Linked DNA regions of Homo sapiens: all the other regions are linked to region 6. A link is a loop called in an ENCODE intact Hi-C map of the cell type or tissue named here. Cell type or tissue: endothelial cell of umbilical vein. All regions are shown on one strand. Region 1 overlaps TBL1X (transducin beta like 1 X-linked). Region 2 overlaps SHROOM2 (shroom family member 2). Region 3 overlaps SHROOM2 (shroom family member 2). Region 4 overlaps SHROOM2 (shroom family member 2). Region 5 overlaps SHROOM2 (shroom family member 2). Region 6 overlaps GPR143 (G protein-coupled receptor 143).

What was found. Peaks named below come from ENCODE experiments on the same cell type or tissue, not always from the same donor. Only the 100,000 strongest peaks of a DNase experiment are listed, where the experiment ranks them.
Region 1: a loop joins it to region 6, with 14 times the contacts of the local background. A loop is called at or near these places in 1 of 110 quality-filtered maps.
Region 2: a loop joins it to region 6, with 4 times the contacts of the local background. A loop is called at or near these places in 1 of 110 quality-filtered maps.
Region 3: it touches region 6 in a loop (13-fold over the local background); 1 of 110 quality-filtered maps calls a loop at or near these places.
Region 4: a loop joins it to region 6, with 4 times the contacts of the local background. A loop is called at or near these places in 1 of 110 quality-filtered maps.
Region 5: a loop joins it to region 6, with 7 times the contacts of the local background. A loop is called at or near these places in 1 of 110 quality-filtered maps.

Annotation. Positions count from the first base shown.
Region 1 is chrX:9,660,088-9,664,087 of GRCh38, forward strand. The region is part of intron 5 of TBL1X (transducin beta like 1 X-linked); the gene reads left to right. Among named protein-coding and RNA genes, the nearest start is that of GPR143, 100 kb to the right of the region's middle. RefSeq lists an enhancer at 1,537-2,736. In endothelial cell of umbilical vein, no CTCF peak of the experiment used is centred here; a DNase peak (open chromatin) is centred at 2,254; H3K27ac peaks cover 1,803 bases.
Region 2 is chrX:9,830,722-9,834,721 of GRCh38, forward strand. All of the region lies in intron 1 of SHROOM2 (shroom family member 2), which reads left to right. Among named protein-coding and RNA genes, the nearest start is that of SHROOM2, 46 kb to the left of the region's middle. RefSeq lists enhancers at 1,295-1,939, 1,940-2,583. In endothelial cell of umbilical vein, no CTCF peak of the experiment used is centred here; a DNase peak (open chromatin) is centred at 2,260; H3K27ac peaks cover 354 bases.
Region 3 is chrX:9,909,311-9,913,310 of GRCh38, forward strand. All of the region lies in intron 5 of SHROOM2 (shroom family member 2), which reads left to right. Among named protein-coding and RNA genes, the nearest start is that of CLDN34, 56 kb to the right of the region's middle. In endothelial cell of umbilical vein, no CTCF peak of the experiment used is centred here; a DNase peak (open chromatin) is centred at 2,361; H3K27ac peaks cover 1,551 bases.
Region 4 is chrX:9,854,464-9,858,463 of GRCh38, forward strand. The region is part of intron 1 of SHROOM2 (shroom family member 2); the gene reads left to right. Among named protein-coding and RNA genes, the nearest start is that of SHROOM2, 70 kb to the left of the region's middle. RefSeq lists an enhancer at 2,338-2,838. In endothelial cell of umbilical vein, no CTCF peak of the experiment used is centred here; DNase peaks (open chromatin) are centred at 1,258 and 2,328; H3K27ac peaks cover 1,154 bases.
Region 5 is chrX:9,865,051-9,869,050 of GRCh38, forward strand. The region is part of intron 1 of SHROOM2 (shroom family member 2); the gene reads left to right. It also overlaps the pseudogene HMGN1P33. Among named protein-coding and RNA genes, the nearest start is that of SHROOM2, 81 kb to the left of the region's middle. RefSeq lists enhancers at 372-1,338, 1,339-2,304. In endothelial cell of umbilical vein, no CTCF peak of the experiment used is centred here; DNase peaks (open chromatin) are centred at 1,251 and 2,061; H3K27ac peaks cover 2,551 bases.
Region 6 is chrX:9,743,979-9,747,978 of GRCh38, forward strand. GPR143 (G protein-coupled receptor 143) reads right to left here. Exons shown (of 9, transcript NM_000273.3): 5 at 2,066-2,175. Among named protein-coding and RNA genes, the nearest start is that of GPR143, 20 kb to the right of the region's middle. In endothelial cell of umbilical vein, no CTCF peak of the experiment used is centred here; DNase peaks (open chromatin) are centred at 1,633 and 2,403; H3K27ac peaks cover 3,659 bases.

The sequences.
Region 1 (4,000 bases), 84 kb before region 6:
GCAAGGCAAAGGCCAGGCTTCCAGATAGCAGGATTCCGCAGGCTGGGCCCTGTGGCGGCCACGAAAGCTCTCTGTGCATTTGCCCACATACCCATGGTATCAAAGTCATCGAAAACCCAGCGAAGTATTTCCCTACCTGGAGCTTTGTGACTGACGTCCACACACCACCAGGAACAGGCAGACAAGTTAATAAAAACCATGTGATGATGGTGGTGGCGACAGTACTGAAGAAAAAGAAACACAAGTAGAAATGGAATTTCACTAACGTTGTGTCCGGCACAGGGATGTTACCAAGTTCCGTGTCCATGACGGCAGTAATTTTAAACACTGTAGCTACTAAAAGGAGCTTGTCACCATAATAAATGGTAAAAATCCACTTCTCACACACGCTGAATTCCCAGAGTGAGGAACTTCTGGCTTAGCTCTAAAGATTTAAAGACCCTAGAGGATGGTTGAAATCTCCTTATTCAGTGGAACTTATGTTCTGATTTGCCCTGATTCGTAGCTGAGAGGCCAATTTATTATACATTTTTCTTGCCTCCATTAACGTCACCAAACATGGGTTATTCAGAGTGAGAGTATCACTAGTTATCAAAAGTGAGCATCTACACTCTGGGCACTCTTGTTTTCCTAAAGAGCCCATTTCTGCACACCTGACTAGCTGGGTAGAAGTAGGCATGCTTCTTTTATTTACATAACGTATATATGGCTCTGTGTTATATGTCATCCTTGCTCATAAGGAGGATAGTTGCTATGGTCCCAATGTTTCTGTTCCCCCGAATTCCTATGTTGAAATCCTAACCCCCAAGGGGATGGTATTTGGGGGTGGGGCCTTTAGGAGGTGATGAAGTCATGAGGAGAGCTCCTTTGCCCCTTCTACCATGTGGGAACACGGTGAGAAGGCACCATCTATGAATCGGGAAGCGGGTTCTCACCAGACACCCAATCTGCCACATGTTGATCGTGGACTCCCAGCCTCCAGAACTGTGAAACACACATGTTGTTTATAAGCCACCTACTCTATGTATTTTGGTAGAGCAGCCCGAACAGAGTAAGATAATAGTGAAGTAGTACATCCACATGCCCAGACTTTCAGGGTTGTGAATATAACTTAGTGACATTTGTCATTCATTTCGTGAAGCTTCCATGCCAAGAAAATCATTAATAAGAAAGATTTCTACCCAGTGTGGAGGCCCACGCCTATAATCCCAGCACTTTGGGAGGTTGAGGTGGGTGGATTGCTTTGAGCCCAGGAGTTCAAGACCAACCTGGGCAATAAATACAAAAATTAGCCGGGTGTGGTGGTTCATGCCTGTAGTCCCAACTACTCAGGAGGCTGAGGCGGGAGGACTGCCTGAGCCTGGGAGGTCAAGGCTGCAGTGAGCCATAATTGTGCTATTGCACTCCAGAGTGGGTGACAGAGTGAGACCCTGTCTGAAAAAAAAAGAAAGAGTCTTGCTGGGTGACACACTTCACCTGCAGTGCTTCTCTCTGGTGGCGATGCCATTCAGGTGAGTTAGCCTCAGAGGAGTGCATGGAAGAGTGAGTGAGACCTCAGCGGCCTCCTCTTTCCACAACAAACCCAAGCACAGAGATAAAAGGCTGTGCTGAGCGCCCACCAACACGCAGCGAGGTTATACTGTCCAAAAAGAGTACCTGGCAGATGACCCAGCAAGTTCACAGCGGGTAAGCTGGCGTGGGTCTCGGTTAGAGTGAGGTGGAGCGGAGGGGAAGGTTCCCTGTTCTTCAACACTTTCTACAGAAACATAAGACTGAGGGTGAAGTGAGATCCCCTCTGAAAAAGCACCAGGTGTCTTGTGGGGGCCTGATGCTGAGGGATGGGTTGTAGCTCATGCCCTGTAGAAGAGAACACTGTTCAAAGCCAACCAGTCTGGATTCAAGAGGGGTCCTGGGAGCTTCAGTCTGTCCGTGAAAGAAGCACTTCCCTGAGGCTTCCCTGTGTTCCAATGCCCTTCATATCCTAGGCCTCTGAACAGGGTGCTGTCAGTCGAGTGGGATTCATCATCCTCAAGTTTTTGCCGGAGTGGAGGCCAGGCTGTGTGCTGGGCTGATCTCCTCCTGTTGCATCTGTGAGCTGCTGTTGTGAGGACAGTGGCTTGAGAGAGCTGAACAGAAAGACATGCCCCCTCCTTCCAAGACTGACCTCACACTTTAGGGGAGCAGTACAGTGTCCTTTAGAACACCTCAGCGGAAGCAACCCAGATGTCCATTGACAGAGGAAATTCCATCAACAGAACGTGTCCATCCATACAGTGGAATATCATGACTCAGCTTTGAAAAGGAAGGAAATTCTGACACAGGCTCCAGCACGGATGACACTTGAAGACACTATGCCAAGTGAAATTAGCCAGCCACAAAAGGCAAATACTGTAGGATTCCACTTAGAAGGGATACCTCGAGGAGTCTAATCCAAAAAGACAGGCAGTGGAAGGGTGGTTGCTGGGGGATGGGGAGAAGCAGGGGACGTGGAGTTGCTATTTAATGGGTACAGTTTCCATTTTGCAAAATGAATAACGTTCTGGGGATGGTTGATGGTGATGGTTGCACAGTAGTGTGAATGCACCTAATGCCACTGAACTGTGCACTTAAAAATGGTTAAGATGGAGGCCAAGGTGGGAGGATCACTGGAGGCCAGGAGTTTAAGACAAGCTTGGACAACGTAGCAAGACCCTGTCTCAATAACAAAAAAAATTTTCAAAAATTAGCCAGGCATGGGCTCACACCTGCAGTCCCAGCTATTCAGAAGGCTGAGGTGGGGGGATCACTTGAGGCTGGGAGGTGAAGGCTGCAGTGAGTTATGATCACACCATTGCATTCCAGCCTGGACAAAAGAGTGAGACCCTGTCTCTTAAAAATTTTTTTTAAAAATGGTTAGCATGATATATTTTATGTTATATATATTTTACCACGATTTTAGGGGGAGGTCATGGTATTATAGGTGAGAAGTTCCATGTGTAGATTGTTTTTCAGAGTTTAGAAAATTAGTCTCAAAGGGAAGAGAGAACCACCTGTATTCACAGTAATATTAATATTACTAATATTACATGATAAGGGCTTTTTCATAGTCCCATATAAGTGTTTGGGGCAAATCCCTGGCACAGCTAGTATCATTTGTAAGCTACATTGGTGTCTGACAAAATCCAGTTATTTAAAAAACAGAAAACAGTGGCTTATTTATAATAGCAATATTCTGGACATATGGCCAGTGTCCATCAGTGGGCGTAGTTGAAGCAAGCTGTGGCATGCCTGTGCCGTGGAGCACCACTCAGCTGTGAAAAGGAAGGAGTTGTGGGTAGGCACAGCAAGCTGGAGGAACCCCCAGAGAAATGTGCCGAGTAGAACAGGCCACGTCAGAAGATTGCAGACTGGGCCAGGTGCGGTGGCTCATGCCTGTAATCCCGGCACTTTAGGAAGCCTAGGTGGGCAGATCACTTGAGATCAGGAGTTTGAGACCAGCCTGGCCAATATGGTGAAACCCCATCTCTACTAAAAATACAAAAAAATTAGCCAGGCGTGGTGGCACATGCCAGTAGTCCCAGCTACTCTGGAGGCTGAGGCAGGAGAAACGCTGGAACCCAGGAGGTGGAGGTTGCTGTGAGCCGAAATTGCACAGCTGCACTCCAGCCTGGGCGACAGAGCGAGATTCTGTCTCAAAAAAAAAAAAAAAAAAAAGGAAGAAGATTGCAGACTATATGATTCCATTTATAGGACCTGCTTAAAGTGCTGAAAATATACAGGTGGACACCAGATCAGTGGCTGCTACAGATCTGGAGTAGGGATGGGAGCACGTGCGTACAAAGGAAGGTTATAGGAGAGTTCTTTTGTGTTGAATGAAGAGTTTGGTACCTTGACCAGAGACACAGTTCCACAGATCTACACGTAGGATCAAACTGCATAGATTATACGTACACAACCAGTGAATGCAGTGCAGAAAGGATGACGATAGTTTGTGTTCCAGTGAGCATTTCCGTCCTGCCTC
Region 2 (4,000 bases), 87 kb after region 6:
CTCCCGAGTAGCTGGGATTACAGGCATGCACCACCATGCCCGGCTAATATTTTTGTATTTTTAGTAGAGACAGGGTTTCTCCATGTTGGTCAGGCTGGTCACGAACTCCTGGACCTCAGGTGATCTGCCCGTCTCGGCCTCCCAAAGTGCTGGGATTACAACCCCTAGTTTCTTAGATAACTGTCCAGCCTGTTGGCAAAGGCCAGACATTAACACCATGTGTTGAATGCATGGGTCTCACGAGAGGCATCTTGTGAGTTCTGAGTTTAGGCAGAAGGCGAGAGAAGTCAGATTCTGTTGTGCGTTAGAGGAAGGCTTAAGGTTGAACCCATGGAACTACACACAGGAGAGTGGGGAGGGAAACTGAGGAAAACACTGACTTTTGTCAGAAAAGACTGTTTCAGAGGGGAAACCGAAATAGCTGGTTAGTGCCGTAGATGTGGTTTGTCAACATGGCACTATCGACATTTGGGGCTTGATGATTCTTTGCTGTGGGGACTTTTCTGTGGATTGTAGGATATTTAGCAACATCTTGGCATCTGTCTCCAAATGAGGACAACCAAAACTGTTTCTAGACATTGCCAAGTGTCTAGGGGATGGGGACCACAGTCACTGTGTCTTGGTCTGTTCAGGTTTCTATAACAAAAGACCATAGACCAGTTGACGGTGGCTCACGCCTGTAATCCCAGCACTTTGGGAGGCTGAGGTGGGCGGATCACCTGAGGTCAGGAGTTCAAGACCAGCCTGACCAGCATGGAGAAACCCTGTCTCTACTAAAAATACAAAATTAGCCGGGTGTGGTGGCGCATGCCTGTAATCCCAGCTACTTGGGAGGCTGAGGCAGGAGAATCGCTTGAACCTGGGAGGCGGAGGTTACGGTGAGCTGAGATCGTGCCATTGCACTCCAGCCTGGGCAATGAGAGCAAAACTCCATCTCAAAAACAAACAAACAAACAAAAGCAACAGACATTTGTTGCTCACAGTTCTGGGGGCTGGAAATCCAAGATCGAGGCGTGGCAGATTCAGTGTCTGGTGAGGGCTTCCTGGTTCACACAGTGCCTTCTTGCTGTATCCATGCATGGTGGAAGGGGCAACAGAGCTCTCTGGGGTCCCTTTAATAAGGGCACTAATCCCATTCATGAGGCTCCACCCTCATGACATAATCACCTCCCAAAGGCCCCACCTCCTAACACCATCACCATGAGGATCAGGATTTCAACATATGGATTTTGTGGGTGGGGGAACACACACATTCAGTCTGTAGCACACGCCAGTTAGGAGCCACTGCTATCCACTGTCAGATTCTCCCTAATGTGTCATCCTTCCCTTGGCCTTAGGGCTGGGACCCCTAGGGAACCTTAGTTAAGGTCTTCGCACCTTCTTCTTTCGTGTGTTCTCTTTGTGCTGAAGTTTGCTTCAGGTGTTTAAGAGAGTCTGGTCCTTGAAGAGGCAGGATGACCTTGGCAAGACCTGGAGGAGCCAGGGGTGCCTGTCCAGAGGCAGGGAGCTCCTTAGGCCTGCACAGTGGGGCTTGGCCAGGGATCCATCCTCAGGACTTGGTTCTGCTATGGGAGGTAACGCCCACCCTGTGTCTCTCTAGCCCGCCGAGCCCCTCCCTCTGCAGCACACCCCTCCTTGCTGGTCTTGCACTTTGTGTTTGTCAGGGAGCATGACTAGGTTGGTGGGGAGTGGAAAGGAAATCTCCAGTCCTGAGGGATGCTGTCCCGTGGCCATCTCTTGGTCGAGTCTTTTGGAATTGTGTGCTGGCTCCCTCGAAGTAGAATGCATGTGACCATGTGGCACATGCAGGCTTAGTAGTTAGGAAACCGTTTACCCAGTAGGCACATGGGATAGGGAGCGGGCACAGCTAGAGCTGGGAGTGCCCCAGCACACTAGACGAACCAGCAGGAGCCTGCATATGAACCGGCTGAGCTCCCCAGCTGACCGCTGAGCTCACTTGCAGGTCAATGTGTCCTGGGGCTTGCTTGTTGAACACTAACGTGTGTGCAGGTTGCAGGGGTAAGGGTGGGGGGCGGGTGCACCTCACTCTGAGCCCGCTTCTCTGATGGCCCCTGCTTGCTGGTCTACCAGGTGTTCCTCTGGCCAAGGTCAAAACCTCAGATATTTGATATTTCTTGTTTTGTGTATAGGAAGTACTAGAAATCTACTTTGTAATGGGTCAGAGGAAGGGGAAGGACTTATTTGTGTTGGTTTTTGAAGCAGGAAGTGGCCACATGCAAAGGTTTTCCTGTGACTGGGCAGTCACAGAGGGGAGATGAGATGGGAGGAGGAGTTGCCGGCACAATGGAAAGTGCTTTACTTCTACTTAACAAATGTCTTCTCGCGTCCTTGTGGAGAAGGAAAACAGCAGGTGGCCCTGGGACTCTGTTGACTAGGAAATGACAGACGGAACAAAACCGCAGCCTCAGAGCAAGCATCCCTGAGCCCCTTCACTGTCTGTGTGTGGGAACACATTGGTCCTCATTCCGTAACGGGAATCTGCCAGTTGTGGAGCGGGCGTTTTATTACCTGTGACCGCCCCATGTTGAAATGAATACACTTTTTGTCCAGTTTTCTCTCTGGCTCTTGTGTTAGTGTAGTGACCCGCAGTCTCTCCTCTCCAAGGCAGACTTCCACATTTTCCCAAAGTGCTGGAAATTCTCTTCTCCTAGGTCATCATGAAGAAAATGAATCAAAATACTGGGAGATGTTTGCTCTGCAGGCTACTTTTGTTTAAAACTATATTATGAATCACTGTACACATTTTCAGCTACCCCACCCCTGCATCGGACCTCCTAATTAGGGACCTCATAACTAAGCACTTAGTTACTAGGACATTGAGCGCTGAAGGACTCCACTGACAATGAAGAGACACACAAGTAGACTCTGTGTGTGTGTGTGTGTGTGTGTGTGTGTGTGTGTGTGCATGCACGTGCACACATGATAACAGAATTCCAGACAACTCCAGACAGCCAGAACTACTTTGGTTGCAAGTGACAGAAATACAGCCTAGACCATTAGCTTCCGTGGGAGAGGGACTGCATTAACTCCCCAGCTAGAAAGTCTCGAGGGGCTTCAGGCATGCTGGAGGACCCACTGTGTCTCCCTGTCCCACCCCACTGAGATCCGACGGCCTCCTTCCTGCTGGCCTAGTTCTCCAGCACATTTCCCACAGTGGCCACACGTGTCCCTGGGCTTGTGTTCTACAGACCTGCAGCCTCAAAGGAAGGATATGTTCCTCCCTGACAAGCCTCGCTGAGGTTCCCATCTACACTAGTGGTTCACAATTGGGAGTGACTTTGCTCCCCAGACATTTGGCAATGTCCAGAGGTATTTTTGGTTGTCTTAAGATGGGGGGATGCCACTGGCCTTTGTGGGTGGAGAGCAGGGATGCTGCTCAACATCTGCCAGTGCGCAAGATGCCCCCCACAGCAAACGGGGGTCCATCTCAGTGTGGTGGTGGTGCTGAGCCAAGAGCTGCAGCGCTGGACCTGTCACCCTATCCCAGGACTGTGGCCCCCAGCATGGGTTGAGTCCCATGCACCAGGAGAGTGCTGGGGAAGCCTGTCAGGAGGAGGTGGTGTCCTCCAGAGGGAGGAATCTGCTGGAAGAAAAGAGAGGCTCAGACACTCCGTGTGGTGTTGCATGTCCTCCAGAATGTTGTGCGCATGGGAAATGCTGTATAGGTGCCTGCAGAACCGAGCCGGCAAGACAGGGAGGCAGAGCTCCCTCCAAAACAGGGAGCAGAGCTCGGTGCTCACTGCTTTGCTCAGGTGTTGCCAAGGCAGCTCGTGGAACTTCACCTGGAAGAGGTCAAGGGGAAGCCATGGGCTCATTGCGAAGTAAATTGGTGTTGCTCATCAGTGCTCTTGGCCATTCCTCCCCAGTGCTCTTTCTCCACCTTATTTATTTATTTATTTATTTATTTATTTTCTTTGAGACAACATCTCACAAAAAGTAAAAAAAAAAGAAAAGAAATAAAAAGAGCATCTCACTGTTG
Region 3 (4,000 bases), 170 kb after region 6:
ATACGCAGGATGGTTGAATAAATTAACAAATGAAGAATAGAGAAATCTGCTGTGCAGAAAATTGCAAATACTTTATGTAGCTACTGTGCCCTTAAGGAGGTGGAGCATAGCTCCCCCGCTCCCCGCTCAGTGTGGGCTGCCAACAGTAAGCTCCCTCCAAAGAGTACAGTGTGGCAAAGGGGACCGAGGAGAGGAACATCACAGTGGAGAAACTGGTGTATACCAACTTCACCAGGCGATCAGGGCCAACGTTGACAGGTAAGTCACATTGACAGCATGCCCCTTGATATCATAGGATAACAGTGGCACTTCACTTCCATGGTCTCTCTCCCAGAAGTCCCAGGCTAATCATAAAAACACATCAGACAGTTCCCAATTGAGAGACATGCTGCAAAATGCCGGAACAGACCTCTTCAAAACTATTAAGGTCATCAAAAACAAGGAAAGCCTGAGAAACTATCATAGCCTATTCAGGCTGCTATAATAAAACACCTAAGATTATATGATTTATAAACAGCAGAAATGTATTTGTCACAGTTCTGGAGGCTGGGAAGTCTAAGATCGAGGCACTGGCAGATTCGGTGTCTGGTGAAGGTGCTTTCTGGCTCACAAATGGCTGTCTCTCTGCTGCGTCCTCACATGATGGAAGGGGAGAGGGAGCTCTCAGGGGTCCCTTTTATGAGGGCACTAATCCCATTCGCAAGAGCTCCATCCTTATGACCTCATCACCTCCCAGAGGCCCCACCTCCTAACACCATCACCTGGGGGTTAGGTTTCAACATAGGAATTTGGGGGTGGGGGGCACAAGTGTTCAGTCTAAAGCTATAGCACCCTCACAGCAAGAGGAGTCTGAAGAAGCAGGCCTGAGTATGATGCAGTACCTGGATGAGGTTCAAAGACAGAAGGAGAACATTGATTAAACAGAAAATTTGAATAAAGTGTGACCTTTAGTTAATATTAATGTACCAATATTGATTCATTAACTATGACAAACACACCCCATAGTAAGTCAGATATTAATAATAGGGGGAAGTGGGTAGAGGGCATATGGGAGCTCTCGCCTGGCTGTTGCAATTTTTTAGTAAATCTAAACCCATTCTAAAATGAGATGCTGGCCAGGCGCAATGGGTCATGCTTGTAATCCAAGCACTTTGGGAGGTTGAGGCAGGAGGATTGCTTGAAGCCAGGAGTTTGAGACCAGCCTGGGCAACATAGCAAGACCCTGGCCAGGTGCAGTGGCTCACGCCTGTAATCCCAGCACTTTGGGAGGCTGAGGCGGGCGTATCACTTGAGGTCAGGAGTTCGAGACCAGCCTGACCAACATGGTGAAACCCCGTCTCTAATAAAAATACAAAAATTAGCTGGGCATGGTGGCGTGCACCTGTAATCTCAGCTACTCGGGAGGCTGAGGCAGGTGAATTGCTTGAACCCAGGAGGCGGAGGTTGCAGTGAGCTGAGATGGTGCCACTGCGCTTTTGCCTGGGTGACAGAGTGAGACTCCATCTCAAAAAAAAAAAAGTATAATGAAATATTTATTTTTTACAAATTTTTATGTAGAGACCAGGTCTTGCCATGTTGCCCAGGCTGGTCTCCAACTCCTGGGCTCAAGCAGTCCTCCCGCCTCGGCCTCCCAAAAGTGCTGGGGTTATAGGCGTGAACCACCACACCCAGCCCTATAATAAAATATTTAATCAGCCATCAGCTGATTGCTGTTCCGTGTGTGGCCTGGCAGTATGTGTTGAGCATTTGAGAAAAGGTGATGGCCCGGGGTGAATGGCACCCTCTCTTAGAGACAGTAACATGTACTTGGTAAAGTAATACGTGAAGATGAAAAGTACTGGAAAGAACACGGGCTTCGGAGTTGAAGACACAGGCTGGAATCCTCATTCTGCCTCTCAGTGTAAGTGTGTCAGGTCCCCCAAGCTTGCTGACCTCACGGCCCTGGATCATGGGGATATGCAGAGCAACCTTGCTCGCAGACTTATTTACATGCTTAAGGGATATAACATTAATGAATCAGCACAGTGCCTAAGGTTAAGTGTCGATATGGGGGAAAAAAATCTAAAATAGCAGTGATACAGTATAGGCTGCAAAGCAGCATATGTTATTTGGAGAAATGAGCAAGAGTTGGAAGTAATTGCTATGAATGTAGAAGAGGGTGACAGGAACAGGTTGGAAAGAGAAACTCCGTCCTGGTGGCTAAGCCCAGGATGTGGGAGGGTGGGATAGGGCTGTGAGGCGCAGTGGCTGGCGACGCTGCTTCCTGGAGGGGCTGTGGTGCTGAGGTCTGGGGCTGCGTTAGGAGGGAGGTGGGGCTCAGGGACTTTAAATAGAGATCATTGTGAAATGGTTAATTGGGAAAGTCAGGTCCAGCCTGCCTTTGTCTTCCCTGAGTGCCTTGCACACACTCAAAGTTCCGGAAACGCTTGTTAGTTGCTTGATGGGTTACATTCCTAATGAGTGTGTAATCAACCCAAGAATATATGGACATAGAATAGGCTGTTGAATGTTTTCTTTTTCCTCCTTATGGTTGTGGAGTTGAACTGTGTGTCACATATGTTATAGGATTATCTAGCATCACTTAATAGAGAAAGCTGTAACATCAGTGCAGTGGGCTTTCTATATTTCCCCGTTAAAATATAAGAAGTGCTGGGCACAGTGGCTCACACCTATAATCCCAGCACTTTGGGAGGCTGAGGCAGGAAGATCACTTGAGCCCAGGAGTTGGAGGCTACAGTGAGCCATGATCATACCACTGCACTCCAGCCTGGGAGACAGAGCAAGATCCTTTCTCCAAACACACACACACACACACACACACACACACACACACACACACACATAAAGGAAGACTGCCCCCCAAGCCTTTTGGGGTTTTAAATTACAAGACACACACACACACACACACACACACACACACACACACACACACACACACACATAAAGGAAGACTGCCCCCCAAGCCTTTTGGGGTTTTAAATTACAAGACTTTTGGGGTTTAAGCACTGAAGTGTTGGGAATGTTCCCCACTGAGGCAAGGAGTTGCTGATGAAGTGATGGGAAATGCAAGCGGAGCCTTGAGCCGTGGAGGTGAAGGTTGACGGAGCCTGCGTGAGCTTGCCCATCAACAAGACAGCAGGCACAGACAGGCCAGCTGTTGTGAGCTTGGCTTTAGGACTCCATTCAGTAGGCAGGAGGAGAGCTGCAGCAGAGGCGGGCTGTGGGTCCCTGAAGCACATCGCTGCCTTCACAGCTGGGCGAACTCCCATCCAGCACGGTAAGCAGAGCCGGGTAAGGGACCTCTGCGTTTGCTCTCGGGGCACTTCATCCCAGATGGGACCGGTTTCAGGACGCCTGCGCCGTTTGTTAGGGGTTTGTAGTTCCCAGTGGCTCTTTTGTTCTGCTATCTTGAAGGGCAGGTTGCTTGTCAGCTCACAATGCTGTGGGTAAGGTCTGGTGAGGTCGGCGAATGTGTTCTCATTGTTTATTCTTCTGCCTGAAGATGAGAAATAATGCAAATCAGGGTGCAGATTCCGGCTCGAGCTCCACAGGCGTGCACGTATGTGTAAGGGCATGCTCGCCGGTGCTGCATGTCCTCGTGGATGCATGCAATTTTTACAGCTTTGGGATTCACGGTTAGCTGAAAGCACATTGGAACTGGAAGGCGGTGCTCTTAACACCGTGTTCTAGGCTGGAAGCCGTAGAGCCATCATCTGCTCTGATGGGACTGCAGCCCTTGGTATGTGGGACCCTTGCTCCATGTGAGTTCTGCAGATGGGTTCCCCGAGGGAGCTGGCTGGAGGACGCCAGCATCGCATGAAGACCTGCCTGCCTCGTTTGCCTTTTGTTTTTCAGTAGCAGTAAGAAACAGGCATTCTCACTACACAGGCATTGAATGCGGACATTGAGAAAAAATGGTGAGTCAGCTACATCCTCAAGAAAAAAAAGCGGCGAAATCAGGTGTGCATGTTTAGTCATGAGAAATGTTCCCTGAGTGCGT
Region 4 (4,000 bases), 110 kb after region 6:
AAGGCACCTGGATGGGGGTCATAGTTGCCATCCCTTTATTTTGCATTTTCTCGTGTTTTAAAGCTTTGGTGCCCACCGATTCCAGCCCTGCTGTTCTTGTGAAAGTCGCATACACAGAGTGACTGTCACAGCAACTCATTACTCTTCACGGTCCTGAGTTTGCTTTTCTGTAAAATTGAGAAAGAAATAATTGCCTGACCTCTCATCCCACGATTGTTTTTAAGAGTGGGAATCACAGCTTGGGGGGCAGGGAGTTGAGAGCTTCTGCTGTAGTGGTGTGAGCAACACAGGATGGCCATATTTAAATTGGGATTGTACTGTGGAGAGTTATATTAAATTCATAAGGTCAGGAGAAACAGAAACACGGGAGTTGGGCCTTATTGCAGACTCCTCCTCGGTGATTTTATTTGGAGTAAACGGCACACGTAATCTTAGCATGTCTCATGTCAAAATCACTTCAAAGAATGCCACGGGTGAGTCTGCGGCAGATGTTCAGGGCATCTTTTTAAAGGAGAACCAAAAAATTAAAATTTATTTCCTTTTTAATTGTGGCTGTTTTAAACTTTGTTACTTTAAAAATTACATATGTGTAAGTGGTCCACTCTTTTTAAAAAAAAAAAAAAAGGCATCCTCATTGTTCAACTCCTGGACACAGGGAGGGAAACATCACACACCAGGGCCTGTCGGGGAGTTGGGGGTAGAGGGATAACATTAGGAGAAATACCTAATGTAGGTGACGGGTTGATGGGTGCAGCAAAGCACCATGGCACGTGTATACCTATGTAACAAACCTGCACGTTCTGCACATGTATCCCAGAACTTAAAGTATAGTAAAAAAAAAAAAAAAAAAAAAAAAAAGGCATCCTATCATATCTTGGCACCCTCGATGTCAAAATGTGGTAAAAAGGACCTTTGCCCATTGTGTTATGCATTTTAGCTCTGTTCAGAATCTGTCACTGTTACCTACGCTTATTTTGTTTTTAGAATTTGGGGGCAGAAATTTTTTTTATCTGTCATGGAAAATAGCTGATGCCCCAATTTTTGAACTCGATAAAAATCCCAACTATTCCCATATTAATCCAGATAGATAGATAGATAGATAGATATTGCATCAGATTTTGTCCCTAAAAGGACTGAGTACAGTACAGGATGTGGAGTGAAACAAGGCTGCTACGGTTTCAGAAACAGCTTTGGAGCTGAGACTTTGCCAAGGAAAGTGGGAACTGCTCTGCGCCAGGAAGAAGCGATGAACCCATCCTTGACTTGTACGACCATCGGGTGTGTCAGCCGCCTTGTCGCTGTGCTCTGCAAACTCTTGCCCACCACGAACTAGGCACACGCTTAACTCAGTGTTGTGGCAGATGGATGACTAATTCGGGTTTTAACTTGGAAAAGCAGAGGTGGGCAGATTCCACCATCCTGGCAGAAGGTTGCATACCCGCCAAAGCGCACTAAAAATCTTCCTAAGTTACTCGGCTTTAGCTGAGGCTGAGTGCTGCTGTCTCAGAAGAATTAATTACTTTGAATGGGAGTCATTTTTTAAAGACTTAAGAATGTTTCCTTTTTTTTTTTTTTTTTTTTAAAGCAAAACCGAATGAACTTGGGGGAAATAAATGCTTTGCCTTTGAGAGTTGTCTGCTGGAAAAAGTCAACAAAGGGCTTCTGGGTTTTGTTCAGTGGTGTCTTGATTAGAGTGGCATAAATCTTAAGTACTTTCAGAGGAGGCTTACAAATTAGAGAATAGTTTGGCTGTTTTGGTTTGATTCTAACAAGAGTTCAGCATGGAGAAATAATACCACTGATGAGATGAGGAATGTGTTTAGCATAATAAAAAAACTACCTCCGTGTAGCCCCATTTTTCGGGCAGATGCAATTTGTGTCTTAAAGAAAAACATAAAAACAGCCAGACATTATCATTTTTCTTTGCTTGTTCCTCAGACGCATTAATAGATTATACCCCTCAATCTATTGGGATTGAGATGTTTTATATTTTAATTACACAAGTGAACAAAGTTTTGCTGTTTAGAACTATTCTGTTGAGTGTTGGTTTTTAAGTTATAAACATTAAAGGAAAAATCATCTGGACTTATATAATGATGAGTCTTGAGAAATGTCAGTGTTTTCTGGGAAGAGTTGTTCCATTCTTCTAACTGCCTCACTGGGGATCCTGGACTGGAGCGTTTGCCCCTGGGATGCAGCGCCGGGGCACCCCTACTTCTGGGCAAGAGGCTGTGCTGTTCCTGGCCTCCGTGACTCTTCAGGCCTTTCTCTCCCAGTTGCATGGTAGCTGCTGCATCCCCACGCATCCTGTCTTTGTTTAAGACCAGAAGAAAAGGGAAAGGGTGGTACCAGACATTTCTGCCCCTTTGATTGCAGAGACAAAGGCTCTCCTCAAGCCTGCAGCTGACTTCTGCCTTTCCCCCATCCGCTGGGACCGCACATGCCACCCTGCGCTGCAAGGGGGCACGAGGCTGCTCCAGTCTCCATGGTGGATTCAGATATTAAGGAGGGCAGGGCTGATGGCTGCCAGGGATCCTCTGATATTAGTAATGGGGGAGAGAGGAGGACGTCAGTTCCAAAAGGTGCGGTCTTCCTGGAGAACGTGGGACTTGAATGAAGCCCTGATAGAGAAGTCAAATTTGAAGAGGCAGAAAGAGGACACGAAGGTGACATGCTAATGAAGTCTAGGATGAAGAGAAACAGTGAGGGAACGTTGAGAACACCACCTTGGTGTGTAGGGATCCTGCATGACACTGTGGATTCTAACACAAAAATAATGCGGAAGGAATTGATGTTTATACAGAGTGGGGTGTGAGTTTCCTGCACCAGAGCATGCCAGTTGGTGGTTACACGTTTGACCCTTGGACATGATTTTAGGGGGAGTGGGGATGGCCTCACCTAGTTTTATTTTTTAATTAAGAATTTTTTTTTTTTTCAGAGACATGGAATCTTGCTCTGTCGCCCTGGCTGGAGTGCAGAGTGGTGCAGTCACGGCTCACTACATCCTCAAACTCCTGGTCTTAAGTGATCCTCCTGCCTCAGCCTCCAGAGTAGCTGGAACTACAGGCACACACCACCACACCCTGCTAATGTTTAAAATTTTTTTGTAGAGATAGGGCCTCACCATGTTGCCCAGGCTGGTCTCGAACTCCTGGCCTCAAGTGATCCTCCTGCCTTGGCCTCCCAAAGTGCTGGGATTATAGGTGTGAGTCACTGTGTCCACCGTGCTTTCACTTAGTTTTAAAAGCAAAAAGATTGTGAACATTTGCAGACACAGGGAGATTACCCACCCCGCCCCCGAAATTCCAGATTTTCAGCTGCATTAAACACATTGCAAAATTCGTGCATCCTGGCTGCTCATTTCCCCATGAGCAGTCACTACCCCCGACACTGGGTAGTGGCTGCTCCTTCAGAAGGAAGGACCCTGTCCCTTCACCACAATGCCCAGTGCTCGAGGCTGTAGACCCCATCCTGAGGGTGTGTGTTCTATACATGCAGCCCCTCCACTTGCAGCGGCCCCTCCCAGCCTCTGCGAGCGCTGGCGTGTGCACTCCAGGGCTTTATGTTTTCCCCGTGTTGCCTTCTTAGGCTCTGCTGCCTAGGCTGTGACAAAGGCATCCCTGAAGAGAGTTGTTCAAAAAAGAAAGATAGCCCTTGTGACGGGTGAGATCATCCATATGTTACCCAATAAAAAGTCAAAGGCTTGAGGGGCCCTTTGAGTTCACTCCAGAGAAAGGTGCAGCAGCCTCGGCTCAGTGCCCCCTAGGCCTCCCTGACGTTGCACGGCGGCAGCATTAGATTATCTCACTGAACAAGGCCCGTCCCTTTGAAATAGCAGTAGGATGGGAATGTCCATTAAAGTAAACAGCTGTGCGTTCTGAGAAGCGGGGACACTTTGTTCTAATGGCCAGCAGTTCCTTTTCCTGTTTCTTGGTTGCCTATCAGTTCTTTCAGATCGCCTTTTCACTTTGAAAATGCAAAATTAAGTAATCCCAGTTAT
Region 5 (4,000 bases), 120 kb after region 6:
GCTGCTCAAGACATATTAAAGGCCTGACCATGACTGCAAATTGCCAGTCAGTATGCTTTGTGCTGTAGGATATGAAAACTGTCCACCCAGCCTAGCACCCAAGACAGTCAAAGCCTCTCATAAAATATATACCAAAAAACAACTAGCAAATGATTTCACCTCTTTTAAAAAAAGCATTTATGCTTAAAACATGGAATTAGGTGGGATTCTCTCCTTAAAAATGTTTACAGAACTACTAAAAAACTTGCATTTACAAAACAGTTGCTGAAAGTATTCCCCTGGCATATATGGGAAGGGAGACAGGGGCTGCTGAGCAGTGTATGATAGTAATCAGGTTTCTTTCCCTCCTGCTTCCTGGGAGCCTGGACTCTACTTGCATTTAGACTCCGCTTCCTGCAGGTCAATCTTCAGGTTCCTGCTGAGCCACTTCAGCCCATTTGCCCTTTGCTCCCCCTTTTCTCTTTTGTGCTTTTTTTCCCTAAGGATTTATCCTTTCCTGCTGCCTTTTTTTTTTTTTTTTTTTTTTTTGAGTTGGAGTCTCGCTGTGTTGCCCAGGCTGGAGTGCAGTGGCTCCATCTCGACTCACTGCAAGCTCTGCCTCCCAGGTTCACACTATTCTCCTGCCTCAGCCTCCCGAGTAGCTGGGACTACAGGTGCCCGCCACCACACCTGGATAATTTTTTGTATTTTTAGTAGAGACGGGGTTTCACCATGTTAGCCAGGATGGTCTCGATCTCCTGACCTCATGATTCGCCCACCTCACCCTCCCAAAGTGCTGAGATTACAAGCGTGAGCCACCGCGCCTGGCCTCCTGCTGCCTTTTTGGGCTTCATTTCCACTTCTGCAGAAGCAGGTTGAGCCGACAGCCTGGCGGACCTCTGGGCTGTGCCTTGGCCACCCCTGGGGCTGACCTGACCTTCCCCTTGGGCATCTTGGCGGTGCCTGGTGCCTGCTGCCCAAAAGCCTTATGAATCTGGATGCACCGCAACTCCCTTCCCTGCCCTGGCCTCTGGGACCACAGCAGGGGCCAGGAATTTTTTTTTTTTTTTTTTTTTTTTAAGTCTCAACACATTTGGGTGGGGATTTCCATCTTCTAGGGGCTTCCCTGTTATCGGAGCACAAGTCTGTCTCACAGAGAACCTTCAGTGTGGACAAGGTGTTCTCATTTATTTCCCAACGTGTCTCTTTCCTGGATGAGTCAGGTTTCCTTTCTGAAGACGCCGAGCTCAATAAATTAAGCAGACTGAGAGGTGACTTCAGTGCTTGTCCTCATCATGCAGATATTTTATCTCTGGAAAGCGAAGCATTGTTGAGGTGGTCAGAATTGATCAATTGCAGGTGTGACTCATAGCCCTTGAAATATGATATTGGACTTAAAAAAAAACTGCTTTCTCTCCTCTCATTTTGATTTCTGGTCACTGTGATTTTCCAAATCCCTCAAGCTGAAAACCCTGCGGCAGGTGACATGTCCAGATCTTCCTTCCCAGCCTCTGGAGTTGGTGCATTACTCCCGTGATTTTTCTCTGCCTCTTACCCCAGGAGTTCTGCAGAGATGTAGGGGTAGTGCCCATCAGGGTCGTTGTCCTTGTCGTTTTATTCTTATTGCCAAATAAATTCATTTGTGTGTGACTATAAGACGAGTCTTCCAGAAGCAGCTGCTGTAGTGATGAGTTCACTCCTCCACTGCCATGGCTGCCTTCGCTGGGCCCCCACTGCCTGCAGGACAGCGTCCAGATTCCCATTCCAGGGCGGGGTCCTCGTCTTCCCCCACTTCGGCCCTATCTTCAGACACTCCCCTGCACACACACTCATGCCTCAGGCCTCCTGCCTCCACGCCCTTCTTCACGGGGAAGCCTCTGCGGAAGGCCTTCCCAGCTTTTTCTAGTTGCCGTTTCTATTTGGAGGCCTTCTTATCTCCACCCGAGACAGAGGGTCACATCCCCCTCATGCTGCCACTGCAGGGACCCCATTCTTTTCAGCGTGAGCCTGCTCCCCCGCTGCACTCAGGATGCCCTTGCCCTTATGGGACTTCATTTGGATTGTCTCTTCAACGAAGTATCAACAACTTTGTTCCATAAAAGACTTTGATTAACTGTTTTTTTCCTGCTGTTCCTAGAGAAAACATTTCCATGAGAACAATGAGGCATTCTGCACGTTAGGAGACGTTGAACTCTAATCGGGGCCATAAGAGTGAGTTTCCACACAGAATATCAGTTAATAACTAAAACAACAGTATTTGCCCGGGTGTGTGGACTTGGTGCTTTGGGTCTGTGAGTGCCCATAGCATGGCACCTGGGCCGGCATCGTCATGGGTCGGGGATGATTGACTTCCTAGCTTTTTGTAGAGGGGCTTTTTGAGGTTAGAGCAAGTGAGAGCAAAGATTTTTCCTAAGTACTACAGGACAGAACTTCCTCATTTGTGGCTCTGGCACTCCACAGACATTAAGCGGCTGTCACTAATCGGTGCAGTGCCAAGTGCTTCCTTACCTTGTAGACCTGGGACTGTGACAAAATGAGCATCATTGTGATGCTATCACGCATGCGGCACCTTCCCTAAGGTGCCTAATTAAGCCTAATTAATTCTACTGAACTTGAGAAGTTCAGTGGGGCAAAGAGAATAGAATGGAGGTTTTCAAAGCTGCTGCTGCTTTTCTGACTACTTTTCCCCATAGCACCATAAACATGTAGAGGTACTTTATCTGGATAAGGAAGCCAGGGGAAAAAATGAAGACTTTTATCTCCCAAACCAAAACACATTTTTGCTGGGAAATATAGGTGGAGTGTGGTGGGGGAAGGCTGATGGATGTTGTGGAATGCGTCCTTCATATCTAGAGGGGAAGCTTTAGGAATCCTTGCAGATGAGAAGAAACAGCATCATGTTGTCCTTTGCAGTGAAGTCAGAGCAACTGACAGCCCTTTCTGAGAGTCCTTCAGGACTTGCTTACACACGTGCTTGTGGGAATGAGACACATTCCCACCGAAAACCCCACCCGGTCACCACTGAGTCAGACACAGAACTGTGTCACCCTGAAGAAGTGCTGCTTCAAAAGCTGTCCCAAGACCCTGCAAGCCATGAGTCTTTATGGTTTTGCCTAAAGATTTTCCTGTGATACTTAAATTCAAACATGTCATTGTGGAGAGAAGGACACAACTTCATTTATTTTTATTTTTATTTTTATTTTTATTTTTATTTTATTTATTTATTTATTTTTTTAGATGAAGTCTCACGCTGTCGCCCAGGCTGGAGTGCAGTGGCGCAATCTCAGCCCACTGCAACCTCCACCTTCCGGGTTCAAGCGACTCTCCTGACTCAGTCTCCTGGGTAGCTGGGATTACAGGAGCGTGCCACCAAGCCCAGCCAATTTTTGTATTTTTAGTAGAGATGGGGTTTCACCATCTTGGGCAGGTTGGTCTCGAACTCCTGACCTCGTGATCCACCCACCTCAGCCTCGCAAAGTGCTGGGATTACAAGCGTGAGCCACCGTGCCCAGCCTTTTATTTTTATTTTTTTGAGACAGGGTCTCGCTCTGTCACCCAGGCTAGAGTGGGTTGGCATGATAACGGCTCACTGCGGCCTCAACCCTCTGGGCTCAAGTGATCCTGCTGCCTTAGCTTCCCAAGTACCTGGGTGCCTCCTGAGTAGCTGGGTGCCACCATATCTGGCTAATTTTTTACCCTTTTTTTTTTTTTTTTTTTTTTTTTTTTTGTAGAGACAGGATTTCTTTTGTTATATTACCCAGGCTAGTCTCGAACTCCTGGAATCAAGCGATCCTTCCACATTGGCCTCCCAAAGTGGTGGGATTCCAGGCATGAGCCACTGCTCTCAGCCCTAGACACAATTTTAAAGTTCACTATATATCACTCTTATACTGGGTCAAAATAGTTTCCTTGATTTTATTTTAATTTTTTTAATTTTAATTTTTCAAGACAGAGTCTCACTTTGTCGCCCAGGCTGGAGTGCAGTGGCATGATATTGGCTCACTGTAACCTCCACCTCTCA
Region 6 (4,000 bases):
ATCTTATGCAACCATGGGGATGTTCTTCACAACTATGAAATTAACACAGGTACATTACTATGTTAACTCCCAATTTTGGCTGGGTGCAGTGGCTCACACCTGTAATCTCAGCACTTGGGAGGCCAAGGTGGGTGGATCATTTGAGGTCAGGAGTTCGAGACCAGCCTGGCCAACATGGTGAAACTCTGTCTTTACTAAAAATACAAAAATTATCCAGGCATGGTGGTGCACGTCTGTAATCCCAGCTATCCGGGAGGCTGGTGCACGAGAATCCCTTGGACTCAGGAGGCAGAGATTGCAGTGAGGCAAGATCACTGCACTCCAGCCTGGGTGACAGAGCAAGACTCCGTCTCAAAATAACTAAATAAATAAATTCCCAATTTTATTTGAATGCTCCTAGTTCAGAAACTATATTTTTAAAAGCTCATTTTCTCTGTTATAAAAATAGAGGTGCAGTGGCTCACAACTGTAATCTTAGCACTTTGGGAGGCTGAGGCAGGTGGATCACCTGAGGTCAGGAGTTCGAGGCCAGCCTGGCCAACATGGTGAAACCCCATCTCTACTAAAAATGCAAAAATTAGCTGGCTGTGGTGGCAGATGCCTATAATCCCAGCTACTCGGGAGGCTGAGGCAGGAGAATCGCTTGAACCTGGGAGGCGGAGGTTTCAGTGAGCCGAGATCACGTCAATTCACTCCAGCCTGGGCAAAAGAGCGAAACCCCATCTCAAAAAAATAAAAATAGTGCACGCTTGTTAAAATATTGAAAAAAATTTAATTTCTTCTTATAGACAAGTTAGAAAATATTTAAAAGTTTAGAGAAGTATGAATGACCCATGGTCCGTCCACCCAGAGGTAACCACTGTTAACATCTTAGTGTATTTCTTTTCAGTCTTTTTTCTATAAGTCATTTCCATCAGCTCAAATCACTATTTTTGATGAGATTTTGTCTTAAAATGCTATATTTAACACACTATATTTAAATGTAGATATGCGCCAGGCGTGGTGGCTCACGCCTGTAATCCCGGCACTTTGGGAGGCCAAGGTGGGTGGATCACCCGAGGTCAGGAGTTTAAGACCAGCCTGGCCAACATAGTGAAACCCCGTCTCTACTAAAAATACAAAAAAAAGTAGCCGGGCGTGGTGGCGCTTGCCTGTAGTCCCAGCTACTCAGGAGGCTGAGGCAGGAGAATCACTTGAACATGGGCAGCAGAGGTTGCAGTGAGCCGAGATCACGCCACTGCACTCCAGCCTGGGGTGACAGAGCGAGACTCCGTCTCAATGAAAACAAAAAGTGTAGATATGAAGAGAATGGTCCGAAGAATCACAATAATTTCCTATTACCAATGATAGAGTACTCTCAACAATGTTTTTAAAAAGTTCAACAATCAACAGGTGATCTTCAAAGGACCTCTCAGTTAAGGCAAATTTCCTTATTCCCATTCTCCCCTTGAGAGATCTCTGGCAGCCTGAGGAGGTGGGAGGCTCACTCCAGGACACACTTCCTTGAGGGGAAAGTAGGGGCTGGACTGCAGGTCTCCAGCCCCAGCCTAGAAGTCTTTCCCAGACATGTTGCCAACGACTTCATTACTCTTATCCTTTTCTAACCATTGACCTTGACTCATTTCCTGTGCTCCACTTCCTGTTTCCTGCCCATCTGAGAAAAAACATCAGCCAAGTGCATTATGGGGCTGGAGCCGCCTCAGTACAGACTCAGTCCCTTCCCCCTCCCTTCTCTTCTCCTTCTGTTCCTCTCACACCTCCACAGTCGTCCAAGGGCACTCCTGCAGCCGACCCAGGAGAAGCCCAGTACAGAAGTGAAAAGTCAACTAGTCCTGGCACTGAGCTAACAAACGATGGTACAGAACTTGTGCGGGCAGAGGCCTGCACATTTTCATTTATTGAACCTGCTTACTTTCTGCAGCTGTGTTCTGCTGATGTCTCTGGAGGATGACAAATGAGGTCAACTGTCCTGGAGAATTCCAGGACAACATGTGTCACTGTCTGAGCCCGAGGCATGGGGCCGCTCCCAGTGGCCGTGTACCCAGAGAGCTTCCCTAGTATTTACCTGCAGTCACTGTCTTTTGGAACAGGATGGGGTTCGCCACGAGAACCAGCAGCAGGGGCAGGTACATGGTGACATAGTGGGGGATGGCGTGGTCCAGGCCCCGCTCACACCTGAGAGAGGAAAACCAAAGTCATTCTTCTCAAAAGCAAAGTTTTGGCTAAAAGACATCTACTTATCTGGAAGTCAAGATAAGAGGATGAGAACAAAAAGGGAAATGCATAAATCTGCTGCTGACTGCCCAAAGGAAATGTGAGTCATTTCTCATGTCTGGAACAAGCCATAAATTGCAGGAGAGTAAGGGAGATCAACCATGTTTCTGTCTCAGAAATGGGAGGACCCCTAAGGCATTCCACTGGAGGAAGCTTTTAAAGGTTCCTGCTGGGAAAAGATCGGAAAGAAAAACACCCTGGGATGGGGGATTCCCTGCACTGGGTCTCAAGGAAAAAACGCAATTCAAGTAGAGACAAAGGCACTCCATTAAATAGTGAGGTTTTGAGTACTTACTACATGGTTTTGGGCAATAACATGAATAAAATCTTGTCCCTGGGCTTGAACAACTCAAAATATGCCAGCTGCATATTTCAGAGGAAATGTGTTCTCATGGTTATGGATAACAATAGTTTCAGAGGTTCTTGTCAGAGAAAAGGACAAAGATTTCTACTGAGGGGTCATAGGAGTCACTGGTCACCACAGAATGTGCTGGAGGGCCTCACAAACATATGTTACCAAGGTAACAACTCTCAGCTGCGAAATGCTTAATGTAGGAGAGAAGCAAAATGGCACAGAGGAAGAGGAAACTGAAGGCAAAGGGGAGGGAGGTCTGCTCCAGCTCAACCAAAGAGGGAGGTGGAAAAGGGGCTAACCAAACAGCCTCATGGCCACGGAAGGGGGAATGACAAAAAATAAATTAAACACCCTTAATATTGACGGAGTTGTCAAACCAGAGGGGAAAGTGGCAGAAAATGTAAAAAAAAAAAAAAAAAAAAAAAAAAAAATCAGGTGGGAAAAATGCAATACCCGTCTCCTCTTGCCATAGGAAGAATTACTATACCACCTCTCAACGCTGCCACTTTCTTTTAACAGGCGGTTTTATCTTTAGCTGTAGAGGCTAAAATTCAATCTGGAAAGGCTTGAAAGGAGAAAGAGAAACAAGAGGAGAAAGAGAAGTGACTCCGATGCAAAGACAGAAAGGAAATGACAAATAAGAGAGTGAGACTGTGAGCATGAAGAACACCGAGCGCCCTGGGTCAGGCGTTGTGAAAATGAAGAGATGATTAAGGATAAGATGCTTAAAAGGTACAGCTCCTAAAGACCCTGGGAGCACCTCAAGGCTCCCTGTGCGCCCTGCAGCAATGGCACCCTAAGGCTCAGATGCAACTTTGCCAGGAGTCTCCGGGGTCCCACAGGCGAGGGAGAGTCACAGAAACTCCCTTTCCAACTAAGTGCATTCCGTTATAACAGCTGCTGACAGTGCATCTGTCCTTTTAAAGTTCCCCAGAAAAGCAGAATGTATGGATGGATCTATACAGAGCTCCCTGCTTGTATTCATGGTTGACAAGGCAACACCAATTTGGAGACATCCTCACTGAGTAGCCGCAAGAAGCAAGAGAAGAGGGAGATAAATTATCTACACCAATTTTTTTCTGTCGATTTTTTTTCTGTAAAAGAACAGATAGTAAATATTTTCAGCTTCATGGGCCACACTGTGGTCTCTGAGGCAACTACTCAACTCTGATGTTGTCATGCAAAAGCAGTCAGACAGTACATAAAGAAATGAGTGTGACTATATTCCAATAAAACTTTATTTACAAAAACGGAAGAACGCCGGATTTGTCCTGAGGGCTACACTGTGTTGATCCCTGGTATAAAAATCACAGACAAAGACACTGTCCACTTCCATTTTCCAGTTTTCCATTGGAAGTTAGAGTATATATC